Linked DNA regions of Mus musculus: all the other regions are linked to region 1. The links are chromatin loops, found by intact Hi-C in ENCODE. Cell type or tissue: heart. All regions are shown on one strand. Each heading gives the region's core, and the rest is flanking DNA. Links, peaks and the distances in the headings are about the cores only.

Region 1 (4,332 bases), core at 144-4,143:
GAGGACAACTCCAGGGGGTCAGCCCTCTCCTTCCACCTTGTGGCTGGGGTCCCAGGGATGGAGCTCAGGTTGGCAGACCTGTCAGCAAATGCCTTTACTTAACTGAGCCACCTTGATAATCCTACGTGCTAACTTAAAAGTTAAAAAAAAAATTAAATCCATTCACTAGGTGTCCAGAGTCCTAGCACTCATACAACCTACCTGGGATGCTTGACAAGATCCTGTCAAAATGCGAATAAATAAGTAAATAAATATTTTTTTAAAACAAAACCTTCAATAATAGGGAAAAGGCAGCTGCCATCAGCGGTGGAATCAGTTCCACCACACAAACAAAGACAGAACAAACATGGAGACTGTAGCTCCCGCAGCAGTAACAGAAATGGGGGCACTCGAGGAACGAGAGAAAAGATATTTGTACCACACCAAAAACCAAGAAGGCATCCTGTCGAACAAAGCTCCCTCACGTGTGCGCGCAGGAAGGCCCTGCGGATCACAGATACACAGGAGTGTGTTACACAAATAGCCTTTCACAGCCTCTGAAGAAGTGAGGGAGATTGGCTGGGGATGGGGGCCTCTTGCTGTGAACTTGAGGTGCAGCCAGGGGAGGGGACATTTGGGATTACAGACTGTCACTTGAGTGGCCATAGCTGAGGCAAGCCAGGAAATGGTCTATGTGAGCAGCGTGGGCCTGCCACTCTGATTTTACACTCTAGACCCCTGAACAAAAGCCACACTGTGAGGTGCTTAGCAGGGCTGCTCAGGGAAGGGCTGCCGGGTCCCTTTCACTTTAACGACTTCCGGGTGTTGACTAAACCTGCAAGCTCTTCCAGGTTCCACCTCCTCCTGACTGCCAGAGCTGGGGTCCTGCTCAGGGACAGTTTGCCTGTGCCTCACCTGGAGACACTCCTGCCCCGCTGCCTCCTACCCCACACCCCGTGCTGCCCCTACAGTCTGGTACTGTCCCTGGTAAATCCACCCTAGCTACAGCTGACATCAACCTCCCAATAGAAAGCCAAATAGCAGTCTGAAGACCCAGACATACATATCTGCATGTGTGTGCATATATGTGCACATGTGTGTGTGCCGGTCTGTGTACACGTGGATGTGTGGATGTGAGTTCAGAGCTAGATCCAAAGCCCACCCCCGTCCCCCGCCTCCCAGGACAGTAGTCACCACTGTAGCTGACCATCCAGAAGAAGCCAAGGAAGACAGAAGCTACAGGGGTCCTGAGCCCCCTGTACTAATTTACAGAGATTAGCCAGCAGCTTCCAGAATGATCCACCCAGCCCTCCAGATACAGCCCTGGAGATTCCACAGACCTAGCCTTGGGCAGAGGTAGGGGAAATCAAGTCAGGAGTGATCCCCAAGGAGGCCTAAGCAGCCAGGGGTCCCCTGAACAGGATGACTGCTCCCAGACCTGACCTCTTAAACAGGAAACCACAGGGATGCCCTGGATGCAGAGTGTCTGGAGCTACGCACTCAGTCCTTGCTGGACAGGTACCCTCCACTCTGGTGAGAAGTCACTCTGAAAAACACAGCCAGAAGTCAAAGGTGTCCACAGCCTCTCTTCCTCCAAATGGCCCTTCTCTGGCCCCTGGCTGGGTCTCTCCTCCTCTCTACCTTTGCCTGGGCTGTCCCTCAGCTTACCATACCTTTTCCAGACACAAGGAAAGGCTCCTATTTGCCCTTGTGTGACATCTTCTAACGGGCTTCTCTGTCCAGACCTGGAGGGAACCATGAAAAACAGCCATGATGCCCCCTCCCCTCAGATCCTCAAGGAAGGTCCAGCCTGAGTACCCCAGGTGTGTCAGAGCTGCAGATGCTATTCACACACCTGTCTGCAGCCCCCATGAAACCTCCAGCCACGGAGCATGTATGTATACCTGTGTCTGCGCTGCCCAGACGCCTGTATCTGCCTTTGGGGGTAGGAAACCGGTGCGTGTCTGAAGCTCGGGTGCCAGGCCGTGTGCCTGCGCTGTGCTCAGTGATGTGCTTCAGTACCTCTGAGGGACAGGAAGCCCGGGTGAGGGACTCAAGCTGGTCTGAGCCTTCCCACAGGTACCCAACCAATGCTGAGCAAAAATCTCTTCTAAAACAAACGGGCCTCAGAACTTAGTGCACCGTCCCACCGTCCCGGGCAGAGACCTGAACCCATTTCTATTTTTTTATTATGATTTTTTTCCTTCCGTTGGCCTAAAGCCCCGTTACTTCATTTTACCTTTCAGTAGTCTGAGTCCTACACCTGTGTCCATAAAGCGGGAGACAGCGCCACCTTCTGGCGATCAGGTGCAGGACAGCAACGTCTAGCCTAATGTGACCAGATTACAGAAAACCCCTGCTGCTGGCCTGGAGACCAGAGCTACTAACTAGCGTTGCCCTAGCTCTATACTAGGTATAGAGTACACAGTATTCAGTATAGTTGTATACTAGGACAGAGTATACAGGAGAGGGTGAGAGCGTTTGGCTGGCAGTGCTGGCACACACTGCCATGCGAGTGAAGCATGACCCTGAAGGAAGAAGCCAGACACAGAAGGTCATGTCTTGAATGATACACAACGCTCAGAACAGACGAGCCCAGAGAAAGCAGAGTAGTGATAGCCAAGGACTGAGATGTTTCTGTGACAGGAAGAGGGGTAAATGGCTACACATGGTGTTGGAATGTCCCTGTGTCATTGTATAATGTTAGCTGTATGTCAGTATGCTCAACTCCCTGTGAAGCAGGCAGACTGGGAGTGTGCGAGCTAGGACTCAGCTACTAGGAGCATACTCTCATGAGGGGGGCATGGAGCACAAGGGACATCAGAGTAGCCCTTGGGGTGTAGAACAGGTAGGGGAACTGAGGGGAGGTTTGGGGGCAGAGATCCAGGGGTCTTGCTATGGGATAGAATCAGAGGGTTTGCTCCTCAAGTGCCCAGACCCTGAGCCGTTCCCCAACCTCCAGTGGATACTCAGACCTTCCCCCTGGCCCCTGGACATGTGTGACTCTTCTCTTACCCTATAGTTAGGGAAACGAACAGAAATTGGCTCCACCCTGTGGGACAGAGCCATCCTCAGCTTGTATCCCTCACCCAAGCTTCCTTCACCTCAGCCCATCTCACTGTTCCCAGGAAACTGAGGAACATCTTCAGCTCGCTGCAGGTACGAGGCCTGGTACCGGAGACAGATGCAGAATCAACCCAGGGTCCTAGTGAGACTGCGTGCACATACCATGGTGAGTTACAAGGAACACTCTTCCTGAGCCCTGGCCAGGGCCAGCCTGGGCTATCTGATACAATCTTTAAAAGATGCCAAAAGGGAGCTGAGGAGATGGCTCATTGGTTGAGAGCACTTCTGCTCTTCTGAGGCCCAGCTTCAATTCCCAGCACCCACATGACAGTTTACACCCATTTCTAACTCTAGCTCCAGAGAATCTGAGTCCCTCTTCTAGCCTCTGGGCAACAGGAATAGACATGGTGCACAGACATATATTCAGGCAAAACAGATCTTCACAGAAATAAAAATAAATGTATTTTTAAGAAAGGAAGAAGAAGAAAGAGGAGGAGGAGGAGGAGGAGGAGGAGGAGGAGGAGGAGAGAGTGCTCATCAGTAAAAGCCCTTGCCTCCAAACCTCAAAACTTGAGTTTGACCCTTGGGATCCAAATGGTAGAAGAACCAACTCCCACAGATTGTTCTCTGGCCTCTACCATGTGCAGACATATGCACACAAAATAAAAATAAGTGAGTGAAAAATAAAGAGATAAATAAATTGTTGTTGAGAGAGGTAAAGACACGCACGTGGCATCCTCCTCTGTCCTCTACCTACATGTGTACATGCACATATACCCGCATACACACATACACATACACCATACACACAATGCCTAGAGCAGAACTAGAAGCAAAGGATTGTGGGTGCTGATAGGAAATAGTTTAAAAAGTAAGAGGAGAGAGGGGTGAACGATTCAGAGTGTCATGTCAGCAACAATATCCAAAGGCCAGAGGCAGGAACTGGGTGTAGATAAGTCTTTACCCTGCGTGTGGAGAGTCACCATGCTCAAAACAGACTGCCACACCGTGAGACTAAGCTGTTGGTTTTCACACAGGAAACTGCCATTGACCCATCAACACTAACACAGGACTGGCATCTGGTAACTTTCGGTGCCGGTAGATTTGTGATGAGCCCTGAGCAGGGGGTTAAGAGGCTTCTACCAACATCTTTGACCAAATCTGAATGTCTGCTCAGCAGGGCTCTGAAGAGGACACACAAGGCCACTGTGCAGGTCTAGCCTGCTCCTGACTTCTAGTCAGTGCCAGAATGAACAGGGGACTTCCCAGGCTCATTAGTTCATTTCT
Region 2 (4,332 bases), core at 307-4,306, 74 kb before region 1:
CCTATGAGCATGGCATAGAGAGCTCATCTGCTTCTCATTACAGCCCTGCATAATACTGTTCTGTCCCCACTTTACAGATGAGGAACCAGAGACATGGGCGGGTGATACTGATGCCCAGGTTCCACAGCTAGTGAATGACAGAGCGAGAATCAGGAGACCAAGCTGATGTCCGCAGAGTAGCCAAAGGCATCAGCTGAGGCGACAGGTGGGCATGCCCAGCTCAAGGTATAGAAGCCAAGGATAGTTTGACCCTGCCTAGAGACCAGCTGTTGCCCTCTTCTGGGGTGACCCATCACGGTGCTTGACCCTGGGCTGGGTATCCATGGGCAGGCTGAGAGATCTGGCTTTGCCAAGTGTGGACAGCAATGCTGACACAGGAAAGTCGTAGTGGCAGAAGCCCTGGTTAGAATCTCCCAGGTACACACCAGGCCATGGGCTGAGCACCATGCAGACCTCTTGGGAAGGCATAGCCTCCCTTCTCAGCCCACCAAGGCACCATCAAGAACAATCCTGCTCAGCCATGCCCGAGGACTCCCCTTTCATCCCCCTACTGGCCACAAAGAGGCAGCTATCTCTCCTCATTCCCTTCCCTGTCCCCACACTCAAGGGCAGGGCAACCTGTGGATGTGAGACAGATCTTCTCCTGACCCAGTCACCCCGGGAGGGCAGGCACAGGGCCATGAAACCCAGCTGTGGAGTCGGTTAAGAAGGGGCAGGTAGCCATGGAAAACAGCCCCACCCGGCTCCCCTGTGAATCCCGACAGCTCAGGGTCCTCCGCCCACATCCTTGCACCCCAGGACCCTGGCACTGGGAAGGAGAAAGGAGAAAGGGCTTTGGGAAGAAGGTGGTAAGTGGGTTCTCCTGAGGACTCCAGAGTTCTCAAAACAAAATCGAGTCCTCTCTCTTTCTCTCTCTCTCTCTCTCTCTCTCTCTCTCTCTCTCTTTCTCTCTCTCTCAGACCTCAGCTCCTTTGGAAGCTGTGGGAAGCCCAAGGATCCTCCCTGGAATGTTGTGACATGCATAAAACTCATGGGGGTGTAGGAGAGATAGCACGGAAGAGCCATCAAAATGGCCGAAAGTGGGACAACAGACACACCCCTGTGGAACATGATCTCACAGCTTCCTGACCTCAGACACCCTGATCTCAGACTGTAGGTCGTCTCAAAAGACTGACACTTCTGTGCTGGGAGGAGAAAACAGCCATGACCAGCTGGTGACAAAGTGACAGGCTTTGTTAACAGCGCTGGCTCACTGGCTCACAGCCTGTGTCCATAATGGGAGGAACGGTTAGGTTCCAACTCAAGCTGAGGGAGGACAAAGAAGTGGCGTTCCCATCTGGCCTCACTGATTCCTGAGTTCCACCCACAGACACTGAAGTCAAGGCCACCAGGATCAGTCCTAGGGCCCCATTCCCTCTTCACACCTCATCTCGGAGCAGGTGAAGGGGATGTCCCAGCAGCAACCACGCCCTTGGGAACTTCCAGGGCTGTGCACAAAGCAAGGAATATTCCTATATGCTTGTTTCAGGGCTGGGGAGAGGCTCAGAAGGCAAACACACCTATGCACTTACTCTAGGTGTGTGGGCATATATGTGTGAGTGTGTGTATGCGTGTGCATGTGTGTGCCTTAGCCATGTGACATAGGAGACAGACAGGAGGATCATGAAGATTATTGGCCCCCAGCTGAGCTCAGGGCTCAGTGAGAGACTCTGTCTTAAAAGATTAAGGTGAAGAGTGAGAGAGTAGAGTGTCTGATGTCCTCCTCTGACTTGCACGTGTAAGTGTAAGAGTATATGCACATATACACACTTACACACAGACACATACCATACACACATACACAGTACACATACATGTACACCCACACATACATACATACACAGCACATGCATGCACATACATACACACTCACATACAGCACACACTCATAAACATATACACACTTACATGTGCACACACACACACATACATACATACACAGCACATGCATGCACATACATACACACTCATATACAGCACACACTCATAAACATATACACACTTACATGTGCACACACATATACATACACACTCACACATATACACTCACACACATACATACACATTCATGTACATGCACACATATATGCACACAGCACACTCTTACACACATACATACACACTCTTGCACGCACACACTCACACACATATACATTTTTAGTACACTCATGACAGAGGAAATGTTTCCTTGGGCCCTGAGGAAGAGCCTGAGCCGACATGCCACTGTCTGTCACTCAGGCTCCACCATGCCCCAGGGAGGCCAGAGTCTACAGCTTCCAAAAACAAGGCCTTTCCATGCCTGCTGGGGCCCAGCAGGAAGGTTGGGCTGAGTCTCCACACATGTGTTCCCCACAGCTTGCCAAGGGCTGGGCTCGGGTGTGCACAGGAGCCCCACAGGCCAGGTCAGGGTGTGTGTGTGAAGTGGCTCCCTCTGGCTGGCCCATGGATGTCCCCCATAGCCTTTGGGCCTCACCCTGCCCCCTACCAGTACGTGCTCACTCTGCCAGCACTTCTCAGGGTGTGACCTGGAAAACTGCAAAGTCATGAGCCCTGGTGCAAGCCAGAATGGACAAATGCCCCAGCGTGGTCACTGGCAGGTGACCAGGCATGGCGCAGACCATCCTGCATAAAGTGGAGATTAAACCATGCCCTGGTTTGCATCACCATTCCCAGCCACTTGACAGGGCAGTTGCTACATGGCAGTTAAGACTGACTCTATTCCTACCCCTGGGTCTGTCCATCAGCACAGGAGGAACGGGGTGCAGGGAGCTCAGCTCTGCTCTTCCCGGTGTGCACTGATCCCCAAAATAAGGTGCTGTTTAGGTGGAGTGACCACAGCAAAGTCAGCAGCCACCAGAGTGACATGAGGCTGGGAGATGACTTCTGGGTCTGCCCACACATGTTCTAAATCAACACCTTCCAGAAGCCCACTGCCCCTGCAATCTAACCGACTCCCATCATCAAGGCAGCTGGCTGGCTGCTCCCTGAACTCCTTTTGCTGAAGAGGCTGGAAGGACCATATGCCCCCGACTGCCTGGTGGAGAGGAAGGAGAGGGGGCTGGAAACAAACCAGTCTGACCCATGAAAGACTTGCCGAAGGTTCTCCAGTGGAGGGTGGATCTTTCAGGAGAGGAGCCACAGGCTCAGCCTTCTCAGACACACTGTCTTACGACCAGACCCCAGTGATGGCCACTGGCTCAACCTGCAATTTAGGCTCAGACCAGAGATGAGAGTGGCTCCAGCTGAGGGACATACTTCAGGGCAGTCTCAGTAATGAGAGGACAGGAAGTCAACGTGCAACCATGTCACCGTGAGAGCTCTTGTGTTTGGAAATCCCCCTTGGGCATTAAGAGTCTGCAGCTCCTTGGGGAAAACTGAGGCACTGGACCTGGAGGGCGGAGCTCAGTTTCTGAGCCCTGCAGTGGAAGGCCCCATGGAAGCTGGATGAAGCAGACCAAGGGGATCGCACCTCACACAGCCCTTGTGTCTGTGGGCAGCTCAGTCTGGAGCAAAAGGCCCAAGCTGCCTCGCCACATCCCTTGGGAACTGAGGTTCCTAGAAGTTAGTTGCCAGTGTCCCCTGGGTAGCTTTGGGCTCCACCCAGAATTTTGTTCCAGAAGTCTGTGGTAAGCAGGAGCTAACGGTCCGTGTCGTCTTGGTGGTCCCGTGTGGCTGGGTCTTGCTCTGTGTGCTCAACAGCAGGGCAACCAGGCAAACTATTTCTCACAGATTCTATCCTACCCAAGGAACTATTCTGAGAAAGAGCTTCTTTTATCTTCACGAAAGCCCTGTGAAGAGCAACCAGAGGCAGGCCCGTGATGCTGAGAAGCCACAAACACAGCTTTGGTGACTGAAGGCCATACCTATTGTATTCCCCTTCTGGACAGTGTCCAGGACGGGCAAGCCCATGGAGTCTGGGAGATCACATTTGCCTCAGATGGGAAGGAGAGATGGGTGAGAACTCCTTAGTTCAAGCTTCGCTGAAACACTCTAGGGTTGTGAAGGCTTCGCAACTTTGAGTGAAGAGAACCCGGAACCCCACATGTCAAGGGAATATATATATATTCCCTTGTGTGTGTGTGTGCATATATATGTATGTAAGTATATGTGTGTGAGTATATGTGTGTGAGTATGTATGTATATGTCTCAAGGGAATATATATATATATATATATGTGTGTGTGTGTGAATACACATATTTTTTTTTTTTTAGAAAAAGGTAAACACGGGACTGAAACAATGGCTTAGCAGTTAAGAGCACTGGCTGCTCTTCTAGAGGACCTGGATTCAATCC
Region 3 (4,332 bases), core at 95-4,094, 280 kb before region 1:
GGGGACAGGCCCCTGTGCTGGGGAAATGCCCACAGTTTGCCCACTCCCAGGAGAGTGGCATGTAGCAGAAGGGCATCCCTGCCCCAAGTGGGACTAGCCAGAGAGTCAAAAGTGGCTGTGTGTTTGTAGTAACACCTGCCACCCATTACTGCCACTAAGCCGGGCCATTTAATCTCAGTAAATCTCAGAATAATGCAATTAGAGGAGATAACCTGGGCCCAGGACCGAGGAAAGTTTCACCCTTTCAAAGCCAGGCTTAGGATAATCCGCAGGGCAGCCATCTTCTTTATTTTCCTGTCAGCTAAGGTTTCTCTTTCCACTCGGCCCCCTCCTGCCCCTGCTCTTTTTTCCCAGGCCAAAAAAAAAAAAAAAGTAATGAGAGGAGGGGGAGAGAAAGAAAAAGGATACAGAGTGTGAGAGTTCTGAGACAGCAGCAGACCTGGGTTCTGTGTGGCATTCTGTCTCTTTTCTGATGATACACACACACACACACACACACACACACACACACACACTCACACATAGCACACACATATGAATATATACATATATACATACACACATATATATGCACACACCCATATATATACACATATACACATATATTTGTTTATATAAGCACATATATGCATACACATATATGCACACGCATACATACACACACATATATGTATATACACATATACACACATATTTATACACACATATATACATACACACATATATGCACACGCACACATATATATATGTATACACACACACACATTTCCCCCTTAGTCATTACTTGTGAATATTCTGAAAGTTTTGCATTCTGAAATTTTCCTTGGCTCTCCCATTTTAGAATTTTCCAGAAAGATAAGACACGAAGGGTCCATTAAAGGACCAGTGAGAGGTGAATGCCAATTAAAAAAAAAAAAAAAGCCAATGTCTTTCCTTCCACACTGCGCAGATGGCTGCCTTGATCCCTTTTGTTTGGAGGCTTGGAAAGTTCTTCCTGGCCTGTACTTCCGCTGATGTGTGGTGTTTCCTTACAGCTCAGTTAACCATTTTGGGGCCAGAGGACGGGACGGTGGAGCCCTTCCCTGATTGGGCCACACGCCTTAAAGCATCAGTGACACCCATCCTGGGCTGGGTGAGCTCAAGGGGTACAGTGGTGACCCGAAAGACAGACTGATGTTCAGGATGGAGATGGGGATTTCTGTTTACAGAATAGTTCAAAACCAGGGGAAACTGAGTCACGGGGTGCTAAGTACCAGGGGCACGGCCAGTTCAGACGTGTTCAGATACCTTCTCAGGAAGTGACTTCCACGACTGACCCTGCCCAAGTGGGGAGCCCGTGAATAGCAGCCACCAGTGAAATCCTGACTGACCCTGGAAAGGTTGTCCTGCAGTCCCTGTAGTGGCGCAGAAGGGACACGCCTTCCTGGTCAAGGGGTATTTAGTCACCTCTTCCAGGCTTCCTATGGGAATGACCCTGCATATGCTTCACCCCGAGACATGGGTGCCGAGGGCTGGCCACACGCACTGTCCCTACGGCTTCAGTTGTTCACAGTGTAGTGGAAGGGTCTGCCACACCTAGATCCTACGGCCTCTATGGCACACAGGTTTCATACCGCAACAGAGGGATCAGGATCTGCTGGTGGGACTCACTGGGGAGGGTAAAGCCTCACACGGAGCAACCGGTGTGACACCAAGACCAGGGCACCCAGAAGGAGCTCCCTGAGCCGGGAAGGTGCTGGGACTCAGATGTCTCCACCCCTCTCCTTCTATATCCGGACTGGCGCAGGAGGTGGATTCTTCAGGGATATCCCAGGGATAGCCTGGGTCCTTTCTATGCATTTGGGGTCAGCTCAGGGGCAGCCACACTGAACTTGTACCCAGCCATTGAGAAGGCACTTAGGACAGTAGGGGGCACACGGCTCTGCCCTGCTCCTAGTGGCTAAGTGGGGGAACTGCAGCCAGTGCTGTGGTACCCAAAGCCCGCAGAGCGCCTCTGCCTCCCAAGGGAGAGGGCCTGCCCTTGCATCCCCTGGGTTTTCATTAACGCACAGGTCTGCTTGAATTTCCTCGTGTAAGCAAGTGAACAAGATAAAAATTTAAAACACCTGGAGGTTTAAAATGTATTCATTAAAGAAAAGACGGCAGTTAATATGAGTGATCGAAGGAAAGATGGGGACCAGATGAGCTTGGCCTCCTGCTCCGAGAGCTGAGTTCACATGGCTTCTTCTCGGAGCTGGGAGAGGGGGCCACAGATCAGGGTCATTCGGCACAGGTTTCCAGGGGACTTGTGACTGGTTCTGTGCATGTGCTTTCTTGACCCATGACAGGAGAAGGCGCCCACAGGTGCATAGGGCATGCCCTGGGGCAGGTCCAGGTCTGTCTGTCCTCAGTGTCCACCAGAGCCTCTCCTGGATGGGTAGGACCAACTTCATTACCCACTCCATTCCAAGGAAGAGGGGCTCTGACTGTCCTTCCTTTCTCCCTCCTCCCTCCTCCCTCCCTCTTTTCCTCTCTCCCTCTCTGCCTCCCCCCTTCTTCCCTTTCTCCCTCCTTCCCTTTCTCTCTCCCTCCTTTCTTCCCTTTCTCTCCCTCTCTCCCTCCTTCTTCCCTTTCTCTCTCCCTCCCTCCTTTCTTCTCCCTCTCTCTCCCTCTCTCCCTCCTCCCTCCCTCTCTCCTTCCTCCTCCCTCCCTCCTTCCCTCCCTCCTCCCTGCCTTCATCTTTCCTTCTTTCTCTCCTTCCTTCTTTGTCTCCTTCTCCCTCCCCTCTCTAGCTTTCTATGTTTAAAATTTAGAAAAATATTTCTTTTAAATTGTATGTATGTATGTATGTATATATGTATGAATGTATGTATGTGTGTATGTATGTATGTATGTATGTGCATGCAGTTGCTCATGGAGGCCAGCCGAGGACATCAGATCCCCTGGAACTGGAGTTACAGATAGTTGTGAGCCACCATGTGGGTGCTGGGACTCAGCCTCCCACACCCTGGGAAAGCAACCAGCGCTCTAAACTGTGAGAGCCACCTCTCCTGAGCCCTCATTCTTTTAAACAAATGCTATAGGTTTCCCCAGGCTCCGCCCTCCTCTCTCTGAAGCCAACTCTGCAGGTTATCCTCAGACACGTGGACATCTGAGTGTCCCACTCATGCTTGACTAAGCAAGTCCGTGCTGTCTCGATATGCCAAAGCAGAGCTGAAGGATGCTTCTAGCCACAGTGTTCTTGGAGACTCAGCTTGGACTTGTGTGGCTCTGCACAAGAAGAAGCTCTGTGGAGAAGCTGTGGTGGGTACTGGGAGACAACAAAGCTGGTGGAGGAGGTAATGGAGGCCAGGACAGGAAAAGTGGACACTAGGGGAGGTCAGGGTAAGGTCGGATCTGAGAGTACCTTGCACTGTGGTAGAATGTTCCAGAAGTGCATCTCCTGTCTGCTGGTCAAATCCTCTGTTCTTATTCTTTCGCTTTACAGCCATGTTGCTGCCTCCTGTCTTAGTTAGTGTTTTACTGCTGTGAACAGACTCCATGACCAAGGCAACTCTTATAAAGACAGAATTTAGTTGGGGCTGACTTACAGGTTCAGAGGTTCAGTCCAGAATCATTAAGGTGGGAGCACAGTGGCTTCCAGGCAGGCATGGTGTAGGAGGGGTTGAGAGTTCTACATCTTCATCTGAAGGCTGCTAGCAGAAGACTGGCTTCCAGGAAGCTAGGATGAGGATCTTAAAGTGACACACCTACTCCAACAAGGCCACACCTACTCCAGCAAGGCCACACCCACTTCAACAAGGCCACACCCACTCCAGCAAGGTCACACCCACTCCAACAAGGCCACACCCACTCCAACAGGGTCACACCTCCTAATAGTGCCACTCCCTGGACTGAGTATATCCAGACCATAACACCTCCTCAGAATCCCTGCTTGTTTTCCTAGGAGCTCTTGCACCTGTGTAGATCCTGAATTCCGTGTGTGGGAGGGGGGGTGGGGGGGGAGGAACAGGATTTTGGCTGTACCCAGATAATAGGGCTCATTGGTAAACACAGACATGGCACTTTAGGGCACTATGGAACTTCTGGAAGCATTCATCCCATGTGTTCTTCTCTTACCTTCCCCATGAGCCTTTAGAGCTTGGATGAACAACCAGGCCCAAGATAACTCGGAATATGAGGGGAGCAGCCTGTCCACACGAGAGAGCTCTGTGAAGAATCTGGCCTAAAGCAGGGCCCAGAACTGGCAGAGGAAAAGCAGAGGGTCTTTGGAGATGTGTGTCCAGCAGCTCTCAAGACAGGGCCTTGAAGGGCTTGCGCAAGGATACAGTCGCTTTCCAGTGCTACACAGTA
Region 4 (4,332 bases), core at 297-4,296, 95 kb before region 1:
TATGTTGTCTGTCTATCATCTATTTTCTATATATCTATCTACATCACATACACACATATCTATATGTTGTCTGTCTATCATCTATTTTCTATATATCTATCTGTCTGCCTGCCTATCTGTCTATCATTTATCTATCTATCATCTATCTACATGTCTATCTGTCTGTCGGTCTATCTATCTTTTATTTCTCTGCTCCCTTCCTCTCTTCTGGGATCCCAGAGTCTCATGTGTTAGACTGTACTACCAACCCCTTGGCTCCAGCTGCTCTCTTCCATTTGCTGTTGTCCTGACTGTTCCCTCCCTGGGGATTGGGGCGAGCGGATCTGTTCGCAGCACACCGACCTTGATCCTCATCCCACTAGCATGAGCTTTTCTTCAAATCTCCATTCGCCTTACGGTGAACACCTCCCAGCATTTCCAATCAAGCCTTACCATGGGACTCCTTCTAAACCCCATTCTGATAATGCCAACATCCAGAGAGCCTTGCTCTGTGACTATTCCTGTCCCGCGACAGTGACCTGTCTTCAGCTGAAAGCCATGAACGAGAGAGGGGCTCAGAAGGTAAAGTAGGGCCGCCTGACCATCTCTGGGTGTGGGATGCTCTGCTCTATGCGGTGTGCTGTGATTATTTTCCTCTCCAGGCCACAATGGGTTAACAAATCTGGTGTTCCACGTCCACACTGCTGCTCATCATTGAAAGAAGTCAGGACAGGAACTCACACAGGGCAAGACCCTGAAGGGTGTTGCTTACTGGCTTGCTCCACCCCACATGGCTTGCTCAGTCTTGTAGAGCCCAGGACCAGCAGCCCAGGGATGCCACCACCCACCATGGGCTGGACCCTCTCCCACTGATCACTAATGAAGGAAATGCATTACCATTGGATGCTTTTTCTCAACCGAGGCTCCTTCCTCTCTGATGACTCTAGCTTGTGTCAAGCTGACACACAGACCGAGCTGGTGCAGTGTCTCACTGGGACCTGGCGCTCGTGTATTTGACTGTACTTGTTGACCAAGACTCCTCAGCCCCTCCCCCAGCACTGGGGCTATAAGCTGGCACAACCACCCTTAATTCTCAACACCGGTGCTGGGGATTGAACTCAGGTCCCTCAGGCTGCATGGCAAGCACTTCACTGGCTGAACCAACTCCCTAGCCCTGTCGTCAGGTTTGAGGAGCAGGAAATGTGGAAATAGCTTCCCTGGAGCTAGGCTGAGGAATGAAGATTCCTCCAGAGTCACAGGACGACATGGGGTTCCTGGCTCCAGCTAGGATGCAGGCCGGGTGCTCTGTCTGTCATGTGTGCCTTAAGCAGCCTCACTCTGTCTCCTCGGGGTTATTTCCATTAGCTCCCTGCTTGGCCTAAGAAGGACAGAGAGGGTGAAATCATGTTTTCATAATTACTCTCGGGCAGCAGCTGCCCTGCCAGTCACCAAAGGTGGCTTTTTTCCCCCTGTGTTCAAATGGGAGGTACTTGGCCAAAGCACCAAGAGTGAGTGACAGCTAGAAATCCAGGTGGCAGGGACTTTGTCCAGAGGTGTGCCTGACATGTCTAAGTTCTGGTTTTGCTAGAACATTCCTAAGGACATCTCAGATTCTCTTCATTGTAGTCAAATGCATCCCAGTGTTTGCTCTGTCTAATTCAATTTTCGGGTCCGTGGCAGCCAAAAGAAATCAAGGCTAGGTCCAAGCTACCCTGTCTCTGGTGCCTACTTGTTGGTTTCTGGGCACTTGTGGATCTCACCAGGTCCTTCTCTGGACCTGGACACTGTTCTATGCCAGGACCAATGGGATTCTAGACCACATTCCAATGGACTGACTTTGCCAGAGTCCTAGAACCCAGTCAGAGCCTGCTGGTCAAGAAGCAGGCAAGCTTCCAGGGCTGTCCCCCATATCTTCTTATCAGTTCTGACTGCCCTGTGGCCACTGCCTCGTCTTCCTTTTGTTTGGATAAGAGAAAACAGTCCTGATCCAGGACAGAACCAAGGTCATTTCAAGAGTAGGGGAGCTTTGGGTAGCTCATCAATAGTCAATCTCACAGGCCCACCATGGCTATATCAAACCAGCAAGTGGCAGCCAGGCCCTGGCTCTGAAGTCAGAGTACATGTGTAACAACCACTTCCCCTCGGGCATCTGACCCTGGGCGTGACCTCGCTCTGACCTTATCAGTTGGCAGAGCTCGGCTCTAGTGAAGTCAACAGAGGCCAGACATAAGATCCCCTGTCCAGCACTGAATCCACACACTCCCCTGGCCCACAGCCTCTTTCCTGGGGTTGGGAAGGAAAAGAGTGGGGGAGCTGGCCAGTCTCTCCACCCATCATCACCCCAGGCATTGTTGGAAACAGAAGCCAGCCAAGGCATCATCTCAAAATTCCCATCTCCACACATTTGTGAACAGATCGGTTCCCAGAACTACGGCCCTGCTGGGGTGCTAAAGCAAGCACAGCCCCCCTAAGTAAAACTACAGGGGGAGTCAGTTACGGAGTGTCACAACCTTAGACCCTTGGGTAAACCTGTTCTTAATCAAGCATTTGCCATGCTCTACACGGACCGTGGCACACTGACGACCTTTGAGCTCTGGTGAGGACAGGTAATTTGGAGTAGAGAGAGCCATCACAGGGTTGTTTGCAGGAAGAATCCAAGAGCCTGTCAGCCAGTGGCCAGAAGGAGATGAGAGGTAGGCTAAGGAAAGACCCCAGAGAGCCCAGAGCAGGGAAAGGTGGGCAGGCTGGGAGCTGGAGAGAGAGAGAGAGAGAGAGAGAGAGAGAGAGAGAGAGAGAGAGAGAGGACACCAGACATTGCTGGAAGAGATCATGGCTTGGGGGTGGGAGTGAGATTCTACAGGGCATCTGGATTTCAGAGGGAGGGAGGCCTGGGTTCTTCCTTCCTTCCTTCCTTCCTTCCTTCCTTCCTTCCTTCCTTCCTTCCTTCCTCCCTTCCTTCCTTTCTCTCTTTCTTTCTTCTATCATTGCTCTCTTCAGAGGCACCAAAAGAAGGCATCAGATCCCATTACAGATGGTTGTGATCCACCATGTGGTTGCTGGGTATTGAACTTGGGACCTCTGGAAGAGCGGTCAGTGCTCTTAACCACTGAGCCATCTCTCTAGCCCCGAGGCCTAGGTTCTAACCCCAGTTCCTACAGTCCACCTCTAATGGCCAGGAGGGAACTGCCCAGAGTGTGCTCTGGGCAGAGGGAACTTGACAGCCGCACAGACGGACTGCGAGTGACCAGGGGAACGACACAGATGCCAGGATGCTGGAATCCAAGGCGGTGTGGCAAGAAAACCAACCCATTCTGCAGTCTTCAGACTACAGGGGTCTGGGGAAGGCCCCTCAACCCGACATAGTATCCCTATTTAAAAATGGAAGAAATCTCAAAGATCCATTCCCCACTTTGTGACCTCTGTACAGAGTCTGGGGAGAACCATGATGCTGGCGGGGGACTCAGACCCAAATATACCCAAAGAAGGTAGCCTGGCAGCTCACAAGCACCCCAGTGCAAAGCCATGTGTGATTCCCTTCCTCACCCCATGCTGCAGGGTTACCCTACAACCTGCAAAAGGCCTCACCCCTACCAGTGAGAACCTTGATAGAGGCTCCAGACATCTCCTTCCTCCTGCTGCAGAGCCTGCCAGGCCCTTGGATGCAGCCTAAAGTCCCTGCCCCTTCACAGAGTTGCTTGCAGCCTCTGCTGGCCTGGCTCACATCCACCTGGGTGTGACACAGGTCTGGGTGACACAAAACCAGTGTCACCACCCATATAGGCTTTGCAGATGGCCTTCAAGCCACACAGACTTGAGCCAAGTTACCAGCTGTGTGACCTTGACAAGTTCGCCTGTCCTCTCTGAGCCTCTGAAGGCTACGAAGGTGCTACAGAAGTTTCTGGAGGCTTAGGGAGATGGCTCAGTTGATAAGTGTGTACTGCATACTCGTGAGGACCTGTGTTGGATCCCCAGAGACCATGCCGGGGGGGGGGGGGGGTTGGGAAAAGGCAAGAGCAGAAAATACAGCATAATGGTAGCGTGTTTACCAAGCATGCATGCGGCTTCGGGTTCCATCCCCAGCACATGCATCACCATCACCATCACCACCACCACCACCATCATCACCATCACTACCACCATCACCATCACTACCACCATCACCACCACCACCACCACCACCATCACTACCACCACCACCATCACCACCACCACCACCATCACCATCACTACCACCACCACCATCACCACCACCACCACCATTACCATCATCACCACCACCACCACCACCACCACCATCACCACCACCATTACCATCACCATCACCACCACCACCACCACCATCACCATTACCAT
Region 5 (4,332 bases), core at 138-4,137, 87 kb before region 1:
GCAACACCCTCTTTCAGGAAGAAAGAAAGCAGGAAACCATGCGGGAGAAAGAAATGGGCATGACGGGCTAGGAAACATCCGGTTCTGCTTTTCACTACCATGCCTGTTCTTCAGACCAGGCTATTTGCTAAAATGGCGAGTGTCCTAGTTTTTATCTCTGTTTCGATAAAATACCCTGGGGGGGGGGGAAGCCCACTACTTAGGGGAGGAGCGTTTGTTTTAATTCACACTCAACATGTGGTTCGCAACAGTCATGCCATCCGGATTCGAAAAGTCCTCACGGGCTCACGTGTAAGAAATGCTTCGTCACCAGCAGGGGGCGCTGTCTTGGAGGTTGTGGAAACTTTTTAGGAGGCAGAGCATCGCTGTAGCTAGAGGAACTAGGTTGCTGGGGGCAGGCCTTGAGGGTCACAGCCACGCCCACTTCCTGTCCTATTCTCGCTGGGGGGGGGGGGGTCGTCTTTGAATATGGGAGGGGTCTCAGCCACCCCAGAACCAACTGGCCCTCTAAAACTAGTGGCTAAAGTGGGCACTTCCTCTACAAGGGTTTGAGTCAGAGAAGAAAACAGATGCACACGTTTTCAAGAAGAGGAAACTGAGACACAGCGTCCCAAGAAGGTACCCGAAAACGGAATAGATGGGCCAACAACAAAAAGACAGAGAGAGATGAGGAGAGATGGAGGAGGAGAAAGTGGAGCCTCCCTCTAGGGTTTGACCCGGGTGTGCCTCTTACCCCCCCCCCCCACTTCCTATCACCACCTTCTTCTCTTTAAAGATGAGGACACGGTCACTGAAGAGCAAGTCTGTAGTCCAAAGAGAACCGCATTGCACAGTGAGCTGCCTGACCTCGGGATCCCAGAAATCAGATCCTCGTGCTACAACCTAAAAAAGCAGTTGCCACGGATCTGGGCACCGGCCACCATCCCAGCACTCAGGAGGCCGAGGCAAGAGGATCATCAGTTTGAGGCCAGCTTGGGCTACAGACCAGACCCTGTCTCCAAACGAAAAAAAAAAAAAGAATGTTTTTCAAAGCTGCTGCGGGATCATCTTGGGAGGGCGGCCACCTAGGAACCGCCCCTGTTTTCCCAAGATAGCGGCTTTAAGTTTCCTCTTTCTACATAGTAATGAGACCCAAAGGGCGCTGCTTGCCCGTCCAGCCAGCGATCTATTAAAATTCATTCTCCCCTTCATCTTTGTACTGTTTATTTTATAAACAGAGACACTGTGTCTGAGAGTCCAGTACTCAAAGCTACGCTTCTCTGATGAAATCTAACCACTTTCCACTTCTATATCTGAAAACGAAGCAAAGCTTTCAAAAGGTATTTCCACCCAAAATGCGTCCATTTTCCAGGGGGGAGGTGGAAACCTCACCCAGCCATCGGAGGCCCATAAACCCAGGCCTCTCTGCAAGCCCCCACAATGCAGATTATCCTCTACGGAAGTCACATTACTGAGGACCCGTGGCATATTCCAGCTACCTCACTCGTCCTATGTGCCGTGGAGCACCCCTCCATAAAACATGGACGAAATATTCACAGTCAGTACCACAAAGTTCATGCATGCATGAGAGCCTAGCCTCAGGCCCCACGGAGACACGGTGACGCACGGTCTGGTCCTTGCGCTGGGAAGTAAAGATAAGAGGCTATCTGGGGCTCGCTGCTCTGACTTGGGAGACTGATGAATGATGGGGTCGAACCCAGGGAGCTCACCACAGATGCGTTCCAAGTGAAGACAAAAGAAACATCTCGGCTGGCCCAAGAGGAAGGCTCTGACAGTGACCCGCAGTCCACTGGGATAAATAGCCTTCCCACTTCGGGGACACTGAAGAACATAGGGTCACAGACAGGGAGGAGACAGCATAGGGAGGCTTGAGCTAGGGCTATACGCCCTGCAGTCACCAGCACACCCTGTACCTCCTTGAATAGAAGTCAAGCATGAAGAAGGAGCGTGGGTTCTGAGCTGTACCATCCTGCTGGCTTGTCATCTATAACACGTTCCCTTTATCTTATTTTATTTTATTTTATTTTATTTTATTTGGTTTGGTTTGGTTTTTCGAGACAGTGTTATCCTGGAACTCACTCTGTAGACCAGGCTGGTCTCGAACTCAGAAATCCACCTGCCTCTACACCCATGGCTGCCCAATCTTAATGTGTTTTTTGGGGGGGAGGGGTTGTTTGTTTGTTTGTTTGTTGCATCCAAAACAAGTTAACTTCTAATGTTCAGTGTCCATTTCCAGGTGCCTCCCACAGATCCTACCTCAAACCCTGACAACATCCTCTGCTGAAGATCCCACCCTCAGCTCTCAGTCCACCATGACACTCTCCTACCTTGAATGTAAACAACACCACGTCATAGACTGGGGTTCAGAGCTAATAAAGAGCCCTGGCTCGCACCTCTCTCTCTCTTTCCTGCGCGGCCAGCTGCCTCAAGCTCCTGCCACCATGGTGGCCTTCATCCTCCAACTGTGAGCCAAAGAGGTGAGAGAAGCGACTATACAACCAGTCTCCTGTGAAGAGCTGGGTGGGGCAGAGGACCACAGGAGCTTCCAAAGCCCTGGGCAGAACACAACTGTGCTACACAGTGGCCCGATGCTCACCGATGACCTGCTCACTGGCACACGGTGTGTTCCTGGTCCCCTCTTAGATCTCCTTTCCTGCTCTACTTTCTCTCACGGCCCCAAAGATGACATCCTGTGTCCCTGCCCCGATAGGACCCATGGGAATCCACTGTGCACAGGATGGGCTTCTCAGCGGGAATGCACAGGTGGAAATGTTGCAGTGTGAGCCCCACCAAAGTCCTTGGACTCTGTATGTTCATCTGTAATGTCGGAGAAGTGTTGGGACCAACTCGCAACACTACAAAGGACTGAATGAGCTGATGCCCACGGGGCACCATCTAGGGCGTTCTGGGCTCAGGAAGCACCTATTCTCCTGTGGAGTTCTGTCCTCTAGGTCTGTTGTGGCCATCGACACCATGAAACCAAAGTAGTTGTGAATACCCACAGGAGATGCCCCCAAAAGGCTGGGCCTGATAACTCCCTCCTAGAAGAGTGCTGGGGATGGTCCTCAGACCCTCAACCTGAGACTCCGGCCACCCCCGCCAGCCGTCCTCCGCAGCAGTGTGTGAGCTCTGGAGGTGCTCACGTGGGCAGGAGCTGGAAGGTTGGCTGCAGGTACCCCATCTTTGTGGCTTTGGGGCATTTTCAACCACACTGCTGGCAGTGACCCCACTAGATCACCAAGCCGTGCTCGGAAGGCATCTTCTCTTTAGTCCTTACTGCCCTTGCTGTCTGAGGTGCATGTACTCAAACACCGCGGGAGAAATCTCCCTGACACATGCCATCCCTCCCAACACTGGGGTCACATTCACTATCAAGCAGAAGAGTCTGATCTGACTGTCTACAGGGTCTGGTAGGTTTGTCTCTTCTTTGGTCCTTAAATTTTATTTTTCTAATTTGTCAAGATTTCTACTTGAAAGTGAGGATTTCAGGTCATCACCTGTGAGCCGATCCTGCTGAAACCAGTTCTGAGGCAGAGAGAGGCCTTTGATATAGTTATGTTTCCAAACTTCTTTAGAAGCAGGTGAAATGTTCGTGTATAATTAGCATTGAATGTTCTATATAAAAATGAACACATGGGGCTGGAAAGATGACTAAGAGTGTTTGCTACACAAGCAGGAGGACCTGAGTTCAAATTCTGGCACCCACATATTAGGGGGGAGGTGGAAGGATACCTGGGGTCTGCTGACAGCCACCCTAACTCCAGGCTCAATAAGAGAGCCTATCTCAAGGGAATAAGGTAAAGAGTGACAGAGTGGGACACTAGTGTCTTCCTCTCCAGCCTGTGCACAGGCACAGGTGTACACACACACACATATGCACACACATACACACAAATGCACAGGCATGCTCACAGACATGCACACACATACACATGAATACACACACATGCATGTACGAGCACACACACACATACATTTCCATATACAGCACACAATTAAAATATTAACTAAAAAGACATTGTAAATGATTTATTTTATTTATATTTATGCTACTATGTGTATTGTATGCCTCTCTGTGTGTGTGTGTGTGTATGTGTGTGTAATCACATATGTATGTAGGAATTCAGAGAGGCCCAAAGAAGATGCTAGATCCTCTGAAGCTAGAGTTACAGGTGGTTGTGAGCCACCTAGCATAGGGGCTGAGAACTGAACCTGGGTCCTCTGCAAAAGCAATACACGCTCTTATCCCCAGAGCCATCTTACCAATCTCTCCCTCCCCATTTCTTTTAAATATAAATTAGTTTTTGAGACAGAATCTTACTGTCTCCAAGG
Region 6 (4,332 bases), core at 81-4,080, 120 kb before region 1:
AAGTGGCCAGGCACAGCCGGGCAGGCTGGGGAGTTCTCTATTTAACACTCCCCCCCCCCCTACTCCCCTCCAGCCAGGAGTTCTGCACATCAACCCTGAAAGTCCTGCTTTGCTTGGTCCCTGAAAGCTAAAATATTTTCAATTAAATGAGAAAATGTTTGCTGCTGAATGGCCTATTACAGCTGTCACCATCCTGATTTCTAGAAATAAACAAGACTTCGAGAAGGCCGGCCTGGGCAGAAATGCAAGTTAACACTAATTGGTGGGTAATTAAATTATCCCCTAAGCCAACGTGCCAGGTGACCGGCTCTTTCTGTGCGTCAGCCCTCGCTCTGATAACAGCTCCTCCGTGCGACAGCGGAAATGTGAATGGCTCTTGCCAGAGCTGCCCCCTTTTATTCTCTAGAGCTTTCTACATATCAAATAGCTAAGAAGCCAACACACACGGGGGTTGGTTCACATTTTCTCCGGATCATCTTACAGAAGCTTGCTCCATACAAACAGGGCCCAACACACAAAGTTTATTTTCTAATGTGTTAGTATCTTGCACAAGAAAAATAGCGCTAAGTTACAGGAAGATTTATTTACATGGTAACTGTTCGCTGGTGTCTGCCGCTCAACTCAGAATGACTTTCTCCCAAAGGGCAGAATCTTTAAACCAGAACAGAATTTATTTAAACAGCTGGTGGTTTCTTTCTTTCTTTCTTTCTTTCTTTCTTTCTTTCTTTCTTTCTTTCTTTCTTTCTTTCTTTTCTTCTTTCTTTTTTTTTTGCACAATCATTTTATTAATACATGAACCCTTGCTGTGAACGGAAGGTAACTAACTCGTACAATTTGTAAACACATACAAGCATAAAAGCTGGTGTGTCAATCAATTAAAACTTCAAGAAACGATATGAGATTAATTGCTACCAGACCAGATGAAGTCACGCTTCTCCCTCCGCCGTTCTGTCTTTACCGTCGAGTGTGGAGCCCAGAGAAGCCTCCTCTCGCTCATCCCCAAGAAGAAAGAGCCCCATTCTCAGAGAAGGAAATAAATCTTTTTGCTGCTTTTGTGGAATCCCAGATTGTCTGAGATATTTTGCCGACACTCAGGCTGCCTTCTAGATTAGAAACAGCTCAGCTAATGGTTGCCTAAAAGAAATTAATGAGCCATGCTGTCCATCAAGGTCATCTGAAAATGTCTGTAGATTAAACACTCAGTGCGACAAATCACGGGACCACATTCTTAGGGAGACGGGTAGAAAAATGTTCACTTGAGGAAGAAGGTGAAAAATTCTTCCTGACCAGGAGACAGTGACAGGAGAGAGCTAAAGCCAAGAGCAGCCAGTGTCTGACAGGTGCCAATGGGAAGACACAGGGAGTAGCTCCGGCCCAGACTCTCCCCGCCATCCTCCGAGACTAGGTGCCCATCGTGACTGACACCTGTCAATTCAACTCTGCGGGCACTCGGTCTCCGTGGTGACCATGAGGGCAGAGAGTGTGTGGTCAGGCACCTTAATTCTGAGATATTAAGTGTCTCCTAAGTGCCCCACACCTCTCTCTCTCTACCCCCTAGGTCCTTTCCTAAGGATCGGACATTTGGTGACAGACATTTGGCCTAACTACTTTAAATAGTCTTTGATAGGTGGCACCTTGCAGAGGCCTCATAGAGGAGTCTCCTCTTTCCGTGGAAGTTCGCAGAGATGGGCTTGTGGCAGACCTCACTGTCCTGCCCTCCCCACCCCCACTCCACCCTCCTATCTCTAGAAGTCACAGCACCATCTACTGGGCAGCAGCCAGACGTCCCCAAGAAGGTTGCTTTCTGTTCAAGGGTCCAGAGTGAAGAAAGGAATATGGATTGGTGGGAATCACAGAGAAACGGTCGCCTGCCTCTCTGTATTGGCACGCTGATCTATCCCCCGTCGACCTACCTTTAATATATATATATATATGCTTTTTTTTTTTATCATTTAAGAGTTTTGTGTTAACAGAGAATTTCTGAGGTAAAAGTTATCTTCCCTTCCATTTACCCCTCTGTATACCTCCTGAGGTTACGGGTGTGAGACACTCACATACACACAAGCACACCAAACACACACATATTCAATGCACACATGCAGTCTCTCCCACGCACATGTGCACACACACATGCACACATACATATGCACATGCACAAATACACAATACACACACTTCCGATTTAGGTAAAGTGCTTTAAAAACAAATATTTGGGGTGTGTGTGTGTGTGTGTGTGTGTGTGAGCGTACACACATGCACGCATGTATGAATGTGTGCCCGTGGAGGTAGAGGCACTGGATCACCTGAAACTGGAGCTACAGAGAGTATGAGCCACCCTATGTGAATGCTGGGAACCGGCTTGGGTCCCCTGGAAGAGCAGCAAGCACTCTTTAAGGCTCGGCTGTCTCCCCAAGTCCCCAGTGGAGTTCTCTAATCCTTCCTGGACCCCACGGGTTTCCAGAACACAAAGCACAAGACAGGAGTAACCCAAATATTATTCCAATTTTTTTCCAGGCACTTAAGCAAAATAACTTTCTCTCTTTTTTTCTTACATTTATGTAGCTTTTGTTATAAATACAATCACAGTCCAAGCCCACATCTGCCTAGTGTCGGTCTCTGGATTTTCCTATGCAAATAGCCAGCCACCCTTCTTCCTTGTGTCCGCTCGTTCTGCAGTTCAAATATTGCTTTCTCTTTGTAACGAAAGGCAAAGCACTCCCGTTACCAGAGCGCCTGCCTTACATGTGTGTTTCTATATAAAGATAGAATTTCCCGTGGCCAAGAACATTCATTTTTGTTTTCTTTACATTTTTTCCGTGTTTTAAGACATTGGGAAGATTTTTTTTTAATTGGCAACTTAGGTTTACAAATTAAAATTACAATCAAATTTATTTTGTATCACACTTCAACCATTCTAAAAGAGGAACATTTTAACTGGGTCTTGTTTCTCATTATTATACATCATAAAAAAAAATAATAAGTGATCCTGGACCCCAAAGCCGGGCTTGCTATCATGTTACAGTGACAGGCTGTCTCGTTTCGGGCGTGTGGAGAGACCAGAGTATTTACTTTCTGTAACTTAATTTCTCACTCAATAGAGTTTGAAAGCTCTGGATATTATAAAGGCAAACTCATTTTCTGCCGGAATAAAATGAGAAAATGAAAATTTTGAAATTCATTTTATTTGGTAAATTCAGTAGGGACTCCCCATGAACCCCTGAGATAAAACAGCCCACCCTGTTTACTTTCCCCTTCTTTTAGAGCCTTAAAATGAAAATGGAAGTCCCTCCCTCCCCTTCCTATGTGATGTTTGTGTAGAAATTCTAGAATCTCCTTCCTAAATGGGGAGAGCAGAGCTCAGGCTGCCTGCACTGGCCCAGGAGAGCCAGGAGGCTGGGGAGAGTCACCCCAGAGCTGAAGCGGGGCTCAGGAGCTCGGGGCTGGAGGGAACAGAGGGAAAACTCACGGTTCTGGGTCCACTTCCCAGCCTGATCCTTATTCCAAAAGGAAACGAGACTGATTTGTGTCGAAACAGAAATGAGCATCAGGAAACGGGCAGTGCCGATAACCAAACAATCGATTGTAGAAACACAACAAATTAAAAAAAAAAAAAATCGGGTTTTTTTCCATAATGGAAAAGCGAGTGAGGAGGGGGAAGGCGGCAGGGCACGTTTTAACTTTTTCCAGGGCCTGCACTGGTCCCAGGTCAGTCTAAGTAAGAGCTTGGGGTATTAGCCTGTGTATCCATGTAATACGAAGGCTGCTTTGACTGGCTGCTGTGGATCAGGCTGATCGAAACCTCCAAATTCCCTGCGTGAGACGGCCATCGACTCTGCTGCAGATCTGCGGTCCCTGCCTTAAACTCAGCGGCCCGAGCCCCTGGGGATCTCCCTGGATGACAGGAAATGGGGACATGTTAAGGACATTTCATCGGCATTTGCCTCCAAGCTGGGGAGCCAGGATGGACATTTCATGATTGGTCCCACCACGAAGATAGATGGGGTGAGAGAGACAGGGTGTTCTGAGCATGTGGTCGGCATCCTGTGGCCTGGAGAACAGAGAGACTTCACCCTGAATTCCCATGAAAGGAATAAAAACAAAGAGTTTGCATTTTGCAGTGGGGCCATGTTTCAAATTCATTAAAGGGTGGTCCTCCACAGCTGGGGTGTCTCGGAAAAGGATGGCCATAGTTTCTTGTTTATGGTGTGGGGATGTGCATGGGTGCCGGTGTCTGTGTACATGTATGTGTGTGACTGGGGTATGAGTGTGCATATACACATATGGCATACCTATGTGTGTGTATGTTAAGGGGATGCATGCATGTTTGTGTCT
Region 7 (4,332 bases), core at 235-4,234, 280 kb before region 1:
AGTCTATGCTCCGGGTGTCAGTTCTATTGGGTCAGGGTCACCCCCCCGACTCCTGTGAACACAGTCACCCTTCAAGCGACCCATCCCCAAACATAGCTATATTCTGAGATCCCAGGGCTGAGGCTTCATCCCATGGGTTTGAGGGGTCCTTTTGTTCATGGTGAGGCTAAGCCTAGCTGGCAGCAGGAGCCGGTCTATCCTATTTGTCAGTAAGATGGATGGTAAGTGGTGAATGGGGTGAGGCCTCTTCCCCTGGGCTGGCTGCGGTAGAAGTTACATTGTGCTTCAAGCGAGCATCTGAGAAAGGTGAGGCACAGGAGGGGATGCCCAGGAGAAGCGGCCAGGCAGGGGTTATGCTCAAGGGACGGGGCATCTTGAACCCAGATTGAGCTCTGAGTATTGACAGGTAGGGGAAGTTGACCTGCAGAAGTGACAGGTGTGTCACCTGTGAGGCTCTAGGGACCTAGATTTCCCTTTTACTGTTGTTATCAGCAATTAGAAGTCTCTTTCCCTGGGGGAACAGGGAGGGAGGGCTTAGCAGGTAAGGGGCTTTCTATGTATGCATGAGGAAGACATGAGTTCAAACACTTGCACTTGTGTAGAAATCTGGGCGTGGTATATGCCTGTAAGCCCAGCCCTGGAAGGCACAGACAGGTGGATGCAGAGAGCCCGCTCACTCGCTGGCCAGCCTAGCCAAAATGGCAAGCTCAAGGTTCAGTTTGAGACCCTGTCCCCAAAACCAAGCTGGAGAGTGATAGAGGAAGACAGTGAAAACCTCTGGTTTCCACAAGAGCACCCCTGTGTGTGAACACATGGGCATTAGTGTGTGCGTGCACACACACACACACACACACACACACACACACACACACACACACAGGCACACCACATGCCATGCATAAAATCATGCTTTTAAAAAATGAAGTCCTCCTCCGGTTGTTCTGACGTAAGAAGAGCAGCGGTGAGTGATGGAATCCTGGCTGTACCGTCACCTTGGGGAGGCCGTCAGCAACCTCCACCCACATCCCCTGACTAGCCATGAGGCAGGGTGCTGGGCTGCGGAGGCGACCCAGCTGGATGGCATTACCGCGGTTACTGTAATAGAGAACAGGATTCGCTGACAAATTTGATGCTTTCTCCTATGGCTGCCGTGAACTTGACAAAGTGTGAGGCAAACCGCAAGCCGTCAGCATCGGGCAGCAAAACAAAAACAGGCTGGCAAGAGAGGAGGCCATGCTGCGCAGGGTCGGCGTCAGCGCTGTGGTTCTGGGCAGAGTTTGCTGGGCTAGGAGATACTGAACACGGCGTGGGCAGGGGCAGGGGAGGTGGGAGGGCGGTGGGGTAGGCTCAGGTCGAGGCCAATGTGGGGGGTGAGCTGGGGTCAGCTTGCTTGCCCTGTTCCCCTCCATCATGAGCTCTGTGCCGGGCACTTGGCCCCCAGCCTGGACAGGGCACCCCCTATAATAAGCAATCAGAACTCTGGGTTCCTTGGAGTGGTCTTTGTTGGCGCTGGGACCCAGTATAGAGCAGGTCTCTTGTCCTTAGGCCAGTGCAGATGTTCACATCTGTTACGGAAGACATTACTGACCCTCCCGGTTTAATCACCGAGCTCCACGTGTGCAGCTAACCTGTCAGTGCTGTTCCAGAGCCTGCTCTGCCATTGTGAAGGAGGTGAGCTAGTTAAACCTCAGGAAATGACTGTGTTGTCTAACCCAGCTCGAAACAGGCAGTTCACGGCCAGGAGGACAGACAGCAGCTGGAGGCAGAGAGGATGGTAAGAGGCTTTTAACACATTGCCTGGTTCTGCAGGAGAGCTTCCACTGAGACCACACATAGGATTTAGTTGTCTCACCAACATGGTAGGCATGTCCCCTGTGGCCCATTTTCTTTTGCATGGGAGAGTGTTGGGTCAGCGTGGGTCCCCAATGCACCCCAACACTGGCACGTGATCAGGTCATGTAGGAAACCCTCTACTTGGAGTATCCTGCCTGCTGTCTCAGAATCCCCAGCTGCGTTCACAGAAACTCAGCTGAAAGCTTGCTCATCTCAGAGACCCCTCCAAACCAGAGGGACAAGGGCATGTCCTGCCTACCTGGGACTGGGGTAGGGCATCAACCAGTTTCTCATTTCTCATGGTCAGTCAATTTGGGACCATGAGTCTCCTAACATTTGGCTGCTCTGGGACTGGAGCATGTTGGCAGGAAGTCATTCCAGCGCCCCCTTGTGTGTGGGAGGAGTAATGGCAAAATCGGCCACTGCTTCCCACCAATGTCACCAATGGATCTCAGGACTGAAAGACATGTCCGGTAGTAAAAAATTAAGCCTTTCCTTTCCCTTCTGGTTTTTATTTACATTTTCCTTTTCTCTGTATGTTCAGTGATCCACCTCTGCCCATTTTGCCAGCTCAACCTTTCCCATCAGTTTGCACCTATACCCTGTCTAGCCTGGTGTTTTTTGTTTTGTTTTGTTTTGTTTTTGAGTTTGGGTCTGGTAATGGCTATTGTGTTTGGCTTGAAGTCTCCCTGGGGACCCATGCCACCGATATCCAACCAAGACAATTCTACGAAGTCCCCTCAGATCTGTGGCCCGTCCTCTAGAGCCATGCTTTAAGACCATTGCCACCAAGGTTATCCAAAGATTTGCTCCCCTGTGACCTTCAGATCTGGAGTCCTGGGTAAAGCCACGTGGCCAGGGCCCCTGAAACCAGGGACAGGACCCACTAGCAGTTCCTGGGCCTTCTCTCCTCCCCGCCCTCCATCTGCAGACACTTTCTAAGACTCTTCTTCATTCTTGTTCCTCAGCTGGTGGCCCATGGCTCTGAAACCTGACACCCCACAGGCAGCTAGTGATGTCTCAGGGAAGGAAGTGAGCCTGTGATGTGGACCGATAGGAATCTCAGTGTTTCCTCAGGGGACACAGATCACTCAGCGCTGGAGAGCTGACTGTGGTGGGTGCCAGGGATGAAGGACAGTCTATTCCCGGGGGGGGGGGGGGCTTCTAAGATGAGGTCGTTTCAGGGAGGAGCACAGAGGAAGCCCCAGGGAGAACTTGTCAGTCGCCAGTCCTGGAGAGAAAGCCCATGTCCCAACGTGAGCCTTTTATGGAGAGCCCTGTGTCACATGGAAGCCTGTGCCCGTGGGGTGTGGGGGCTACTTTTCCAGCTATTTTCCCTGTGACTGACTGTGAGCCTGCTCTTGGCTTATAAAAAGTGTGTGCTGAAGAAGCCACACATCAGGCAGGCCCCAGAGCCTCCTGGGAACTCATCCCTGCCCACAAGCACCTCCCCACAATGGAAAGAGCACCTCAAATTGTATTGGGTGACAGAGATGTGGCGACCATCTCTACCTTGCTGGGTAACTGGGATTCCTGGCCAGTTTTTTTCCACCTCTAAATTCTGTCTATGGGTTTCATTACAGTTTTGATTAGAATAATTATATATCTACTTTTTATAATAATAAATTATAATATAGTAAATAATAATAATAATAATAATAATAATAATAATAATAACTAGTTTTTGAAACAAGACCTTACCATGTAGCCTAGGATAGCTTGGAATCCACCATGTAGTCCAGGCTAGCCTTGGGATTCCAGCAATTCTTCTGCTTCAACCTTTCAGGAGCTGGGATGACAGGCATGGGCCGCCCTGGGCCACACAGCTGGTTAAGCAGGAACTGGGCCTTTGCAAACCCAGACACCTCTGAGAGTGAACAGCCTCTGGCTCTCACTGACCAAATCGTGCACTGACTTATTTAATTAGCGACTGATTCACGTGCAGATTTTGAGACAGGGCCTCGGGATGGATGAGGCAGGGTTCGTTTGATGGCTGAAGACTGACAGGTTCTCCCTGGGGACTCCCTCTGGGCTTCCCTGTAATATCTCTAGTCTCAGAAGCTCCCGGGATGAGACACCACGGCAGCCCAGGCTGGCTTTCCACTCGTGCCTCCTGAGTGTTGTGAGTACCACGTCAGGCTGGATGGAGTGTTAACAGGTGGACAGTCGCTTCCGAAGGCACAAGCCCGTGGGAATTCATGTCCTCAACCCAGAAGCCTCAGGATGAACTGTCAGCCCTCTCTCCCCTGTTGCTTTACAGCCAGCTCTCAGGTAAATGTTCATCTTCCCCCAAAACGCCCTGAGTGGCACGGCTGCTAGACCCGAAGAACTCTTACTGCGTGCATGTTTTCAGTCAGGACCTTGAGCTCATCCCAGCGGGACCCTCCCAGCCTGGCTAAGGACGGGCTTGCCATCCCAAGAACACTGAACACTCTTAAAGGCATGGGGCGTAGTGAGAACTTTGACTTCCGAGTAACAGGTTGACTCACATTTATTGTA

Evidence for each region. A loop is a pair of places that touch in the nucleus more often than their neighbours do. Peaks named below come from ENCODE experiments on the same cell type or tissue, not always from the same donor. Only the 100,000 strongest peaks of a DNase experiment are listed, where the experiment ranks them.
Region 2: it touches region 1 in a loop (2.2-fold over the local background); 8 of 42 quality-filtered maps call a loop at or near these places.
Region 3: a loop joins it to region 1, with 3 times the contacts of the local background. A loop is called at or near these places in 12 of 42 quality-filtered maps.
Region 4: a loop joins it to region 1, with 2.6 times the contacts of the local background. A loop is called at or near these places in 6 of 42 quality-filtered maps.
Region 5: a loop joins it to region 1, with 4 times the contacts of the local background. A loop is called at or near these places in 8 of 42 quality-filtered maps.
Region 6: a loop joins it to region 1, with 6 times the contacts of the local background. A loop is called at or near these places in 18 of 42 quality-filtered maps.
Region 7: it touches region 1 in a loop (2.8-fold over the local background); 15 of 42 quality-filtered maps call a loop at or near these places.

The regions. Positions count from the first base shown.
Region 1 is chr8:121,511,351-121,515,682 of GRCm38, forward strand. No RefSeq gene overlaps it. Among named protein-coding and RNA genes, the nearest start is that of 1700018B08Rik, 31 kb to the right of the region's middle. In heart, for the core only: a CTCF peak has its summit at 2,285 (motif pointing left); a DNase peak (open chromatin) is centred at 2,281; H3K27ac peaks cover 224 bases; H3K27me3 peaks cover 2,777 bases.
Region 2 is chr8:121,437,044-121,441,375 of GRCm38, forward strand. No RefSeq gene overlaps it. Among named protein-coding and RNA genes, the nearest start is that of Gm26747, 21 kb to the left of the region's middle. In heart, for the core only: no CTCF peak of the experiment used is centred there; DNase peaks (open chromatin) are centred at 1,225 and 2,558; H3K27ac peaks cover 932 bases.
Region 3 is chr8:121,233,179-121,237,510 of GRCm38, forward strand. No RefSeq gene overlaps it. Among named protein-coding and RNA genes, the nearest start is that of Gm33739, 22 kb to the left of the region's middle. In heart, for the core only: a CTCF peak has its summit at 1,948 (motif pointing right); no DNase peak of the experiment used is centred there.
Region 4 is chr8:121,416,027-121,420,358 of GRCm38, forward strand. It overlaps Gm26747 (a long non-coding RNA gene), which reads left to right and starts at 2,601. Exons shown (of 4, transcript XR_879271.1): 1 at 2,601-2,672. In heart, for the core only: no CTCF peak of the experiment used is centred there; a DNase peak (open chromatin) is centred at 2,205; H3K27ac peaks cover 544 bases.
Region 5 is chr8:121,424,479-121,428,810 of GRCm38, forward strand. Gm26747 (a long non-coding RNA gene) reads left to right here. Exons shown (of 4, transcript XR_879271.1): 3 at 2,237-3,410. Among named protein-coding and RNA genes, the nearest start is that of Gm26747, 8.0 kb to the left of the region's middle. In heart, for the core only: a CTCF peak has its summit at 314 (motif pointing right); no DNase peak of the experiment used is centred there; H3K27me3 peaks cover 294 bases.
Region 6 is chr8:121,391,571-121,395,902 of GRCm38, forward strand. No RefSeq gene overlaps it. Among named protein-coding and RNA genes, the nearest start is that of Gm26747, 25 kb to the right of the region's middle. In heart, for the core only: a CTCF peak has its summit at 1,781 (motif pointing left); DNase peaks (open chromatin) are centred at 1,751 and 3,901; H3K4me3 peaks cover 278 bases; H3K27ac peaks cover 1,708 bases; H3K27me3 peaks cover 1,060 bases.
Region 7 is chr8:121,226,877-121,231,208 of GRCm38, forward strand. No RefSeq gene overlaps it. Among named protein-coding and RNA genes, the nearest start is that of Gm33739, 15 kb to the left of the region's middle. In heart, for the core only: a CTCF peak has its summit at 2,220 (motif pointing left); DNase peaks (open chromatin) are centred at 2,222 and 2,828; H3K27ac peaks cover 1,695 bases; H3K27me3 peaks cover 467 bases.